Linked DNA regions of Homo sapiens: region 1 is linked to region 2. Evidence: read pairs that join two places in POLR2A ChIA-PET (ENCODE). Cell type or tissue: HCT116. All regions are shown on one strand.

Region 1 (2,500 bases), 110 kb after region 2:
ATTTAGGCCGGGTGCAGTGGCTCATACCTGTAATCCTAACACTTTGGGAGGCTGAGGCGGGCAGATCACCTGAGGTCAGGAGTTCGAGACCAGCCTGGCCAACATGGAGAAACCCTGTCTCTACTAAAAATACAAAAATTAGCTGGGTGTGGTAGCACATGCCTGTAGTCCCAGCTACTTGGGAGGCAGAGGCACAACAATCACTTGAACGTCGGGGGTGGAGGTTGTAGTGAGCCGAGGTTTTGCCACTGCACTCCAGCCTGGGCAACAGAGTGAGACTGTTTCAAAAAAGAAAAAATTAAATAAATAAATAAATAAATATAAATGTTATTTGATGTACTATGATTAATGGAAAATATTATCACTAAGAGAAACTAGGTGCAGAGTACGTGGGAGTTCTGTTTTTGCAACTTGCTGTGGACCTAAGAAAATTCCATTTGAATGAGTGAAAGTACTCTCACATTGGAATAGAGGCTACTGCAGGGGGTGGGGTTGGTTTCCTAAGCAGTAGAGAGTGGTGGTCAGTTGGGAAGGCTCCAGGGTCAGGCTGCCAGGTGTTCCTGTCCTGGCCTTTGTGGGAGCCAATTCTGTCACTTCTCCTCTCTGAGCACCATGATATGGTTTGGCTATGTCCCCCGCCAAATCTCATCTTGAATTTCCATGTGTTGTGGGAGGGGCCCTGTGGGAGGTAATTGAATCACGGGGGCAGGTCTTTCCCAGGCTGTTCTTGTGATAGTGAATAAGTCTCACGAGATCTGATGGTTTTAAAAAGGGGAGATTCCCTGCACAAGCTCTCTTCTCTTGTCTGCTGCCACATGAGACGTGCCTTTCACCTTCCACCATGATTGTGAGGCCTCCCCAGCCATGTGGAACTGTAAGTCCATTAAACCTCTTTCATGCCTTTATCAGCAGTGTAAAAACAGACTAACATATGCCACTTCTCTTTTTTTTTTTTTTTTTTTTTAGGTCTTGCTCTGTGGCCCAGGCTGGAGAGCAGTGGTGCAATCATAGCTCACTGCAGCTTCAACCTCCAGGTACAAGTGATCCTCCTGCCTCAGCCTCCCAAGTGGCTAAGACTACAGGCCTGCACCATCACACCTGGCTATTTCAAAAATTTTTTGTAGAGATGGGGTATTGTTATGTTGCCCAGGCTGGTTTCAAACTCCTAGACTCAAGCAATCCTCTCGCCTTGGCCTCCCAAATTGCTGGGATTACAGGCGTGAGCCACTGTGCCCGATCCTACTTCTCTTTCTTTCTATCATATAGTCAGGGAGCAATGAGGGCACTGGAAGCCTTGGGAACAATGCCCTGGGCCAGGGCAGCCCTCAGTAAAATGTTACCTAAGATTGCATCGACTGCATCATCACGTGGTCAAAGAAGAAACACTTCCTTTAGTAATAGAGGGACTGTGAAAGACTATATTTACTCCATGAGAGAAGTCAGAATAGTGGTTATTCTGCAGGGAAAGGAATTACCTGGGAAGGGCATGCGGGCACTGAGGGGGTGGTGGGGTAGGAAGTTTCTTTCTTTCTTTCTTTTTCCATATTACAAGCCATCAAGCAAGGGAGGAAGTTTCTGTACTCATTTGTTGGTATTTACACGGGCATACACACCAAGCTGTACCTGGTAAATATCTGTGCACTTAACAGCGAGTTATAGTTCAATCTTTAAAAACCTAACTATCAATGATTACATCCTATTTGGAAGGAACTATGCTGGGATAACTGAATATTTTGGGAAAAAAGAACGGCCAGGTGCAGTGGCTCACACCTGTAATCCCAGCACTTTGGGAGGCTGAGGCTGGAGGATTGCTTGAGCCCAGGAGTTTGAGACCAGCCTGGGCAATGTAGGAAGAACCTAACTCTAAAAAAAATTTTAAAAATTAGCTGGGCATGGTGGCATGCAACTGTAGTCCTAGCTACTTGAGAGACTGAGGTGTAAGGATAGCTTGAGCCTGGGAGGTTGAGGCTGCAGTGAGCTGGGATGGTACCACTGCACTCCCGCCTGGGTGACAGAGTGAGACCTTGTCTCAAAGAAAAAAAAAAGAAGGAAAGAAGGAAAGAAAGGAAGAAGAAAAGGAAGGAAGGAAAGAAGGAAGGAAGGAAGGGAGGGAGGGAGGGAAGGAGGGAGGAGAAAGAAAGGAAAGAAAGAGAAAGAAAAGAAAAACAAAGAAAGAAAGAAAGAAAAAGAAAGAAAGAAAGAAAGAAAAAAGAAGGAGGAGGAGGAGGGAAGGGAGGGAGGGAGAGAGGGAGGAAAGAACAGAACTAAAATATTGGGTCTCTCTCTGTCACTCCAGGCACTAAAATTAATTTTAAAAGTAACTAGAAAAACATGTTGATGGACAGTTATGAGCTTGCTGGAGGAGGGAGGGCTTTCTAAGGATAAAAACAAAGAGCATGGAGACAATACTGACAGGACTGTTAGACTGTAAGCATCCTGCTCCCCAGTCTTGATACCCAGCGGTCACTCAGTAAATATTTGTGGTACGAATTAAATGAAT
Region 2 (2,500 bases):
TGCTTTGGGAGAGACTTCTTCAGGAAAGGGAAACTGATACCATATTTTGTGTGAATGAAACAATTGAGGGGTGTTTAGACAATTGGAGGAGAGTTTGGGGTTCAGTTATTAAAAAGTATTTGAGGCTGGGAGCAGTGGCTCACACCTGGAGGCCAAGGATCACTTGAGCCCAGGAGTTTGACGCCAGCCAGGGCAACATGGCAAGACCCTGTCTCTACAAGAAATCAAAACAGTTGGCCAGGTGCAGTGGTTCACGCCTGTAATCCCAGCACTTTGGGAGGCCAAGGCAGGAGGATTGCTTGAGCCCAGGAGCTTGAGACTAGGCTGGGCAACATAGCAAGACCTCATCTATGGAAAAAAAAATCATCTAAGCATGGTGGTGTGTGCCTGTGGTCCCACCTACTCAAGAGGCTGAGCTGGGAGGGTCACTTGAGCCTGGGACGTCAAGACTGTAGTGAGCTGTGATCTCACCACTGCACTCCAGCCTGGGCAACAGCTTGTCTCAAAAAAAAAAAAAAAAAAAATCAAAAAATTAGCTGGGCATGGTGGTGCATGCATGCCTATGGTCCCAGCTACACAGGAAGCTGGGGTGGGAGGATCGCTTGAGCCCAGGAGGTTGAGGCTATAGTGAGCTATGATCACACCACACCACTCCAACCCTGGGAGACAAAGTGAGATTCTGTCTCCAAAAAAAAAAAAAAAAGGAATTTGAAACAAACAAAAAGGCAACTTCTTATACAATAAAAAGTTGTACAGGAAAGGAATTGTAATCATAGTTTATCACATGCCCCAGCTCTAATTAGTACACATATCATACAATGTAAATCTTGAGTACTAAGCTAACTAAAATGATCATGTAACTATACTGGGAAACTGAAGGGGCGGGGATGTAGACTGGAGAAGAATTAGGAAATGGACTAAAACCTCACCTTCCTGAGTGGGAGTCAATAATTAAGGTCCAAAATGAAAAATAAAGAAATTGCAATAAAAGCATTTTTTGTGGGGGCAGGGGGTGGGGGAGGACAGAGTCTTGTTCTGTCGCCAAGGTTGGAGTACAGTGGTGAGATCTCAGCTCACGGCAACCTCCACCTCCCAGGTTGAAGCAATTCTTATGCTTCAGCCTCTTGAGTAGCTGGGACTACAGGTGCCTGTCGCCATGCCAAGCTAATTTTTTGTACTGTTAGTAGAAACAGGGTTTCGCCATGTTGGCCAGGCTGGTCCTGAACTCCTGACCTCAAGTGATCTGCTTGCCTTGGCCTCCCAAAGTGCTGAGATCACAGGTGTGAGCCACCACACCTGGCCCAATATAAGCATGTTATTTGGAGATGTGGAGATAAATATTAAAAGGATCAAGTGCCAGGTGCGGTGGCTCACATCTGTAATCCCAGCGCTTTGGGAGGCCAAGGCGGGTGGATCACCTGAGGCCAGGAGTTTGAGAGCAGCCTGACCAACATGGAGAATCCCATCTCTACTAAAAATACAAAATTAGCCGGGCGTGGTGGCACATGCCTGTAATCCCAGCTACTCAGGAGGCCGAGGCAGGAGAATCGCTTGAACCCAGGAGGTGGAGGTTGTGATGAGTCGAGATCTCGCCATTGGACTCCAGCCTGGGCAACAAGAGTGAAACTCAGTCTCAAAAAAAAATAAAACGGGATCAAGTGTAAGAATTGAAAGTAGTTGCCTCTGGGGAAGGAGAAATTGGAGGAAGGGGCTACAGAGTGCTATTTTAGTTAACTTGTAGAATTCATTGATTCTTTAAATTATGTGTATATGTAATACAAAAAATAAAACTTAAAATATTGAAGTATGGCCAGGTGCAGTGGCTGTAATCCCAGCACTTTGGGAATCCAAGATTGGAGGATCACCTGAGGTCAGGAGTTCAAGATCAGCCTGGCCAACATGGTGAAACCCCGTCTCTTTTAAAGTACAAAAATTAGCTGGGTGTTTTGGCACATGCCTGTAATCCCAGCTACTTGGGAGGCTGAGGCAGGAGAATAGCTTGAATCTGGGAGGTGGAGGCTGCAGTGAGCTGAGATTGTAACACTGCACTCCAGCCTGGGTGACAGGGCAAGACTACATCTCAAAAATAAAAAAAATAAATAAAAATAAAAAATAAAAAATTGAAGTATGGGCAAAGGCATATTAAACAAAAGCAAACAAAAGGAAAAAAAGGCAAGTTAATTTGAATATCAGAGAAAGTATGTTAAACTCTCCTTGGTTGGGCATGGTGGCTCATGCCTGTAATCCCATACTTTGGGAGGTTGAGGTGCAAGGATAGCCTGAGGCCAGGAGTTTAAGACCAGCCTGGGCAACATAGTGAGACCCCATTTCCACAAAAATAAAAATAAAAAAAGTAGCCAGACATGGCAGTGCACACCTGCAGTCCTAGCCACTCAGGAGACTGAGGCAGGAGGATCACTTGAGTCCAGGAATTTGAGGCTGCAATGAGCTATGATCACACTACTGCATTCCACCGGGGGCAACAGAGTGAGACACTATC

What was found. Peaks named below come from ENCODE experiments on the same cell type or tissue, not always from the same donor. Only the 100,000 strongest peaks of a DNase experiment are listed, where the experiment ranks them.
Region 1: POLR2A ChIA-PET joins it to region 2 with 7 read pairs; 6 of 35 experiments call an interaction of 5 or more read pairs at or near these places.

What each region holds. Positions count from the first base shown.
Region 1 is chr20:38,629,769-38,632,268 of GRCh38, reverse strand. The region is part of intron 5 of ARHGAP40 (Rho GTPase activating protein 40); the gene reads right to left. Among named protein-coding and RNA genes, the nearest start is that of ARHGAP40, 29 kb to the right of the region's middle. In HCT116, no CTCF peak of the experiment used is centred here; a DNase peak (open chromatin) is centred at 1,328.
Region 2 is chr20:38,737,888-38,740,387 of GRCh38, reverse strand. No RefSeq gene overlaps it. Among named protein-coding and RNA genes, the nearest start is that of ACTR5, 9.3 kb to the left of the region's middle. In HCT116, no CTCF peak of the experiment used is centred here; no DNase peak of the experiment used is centred here.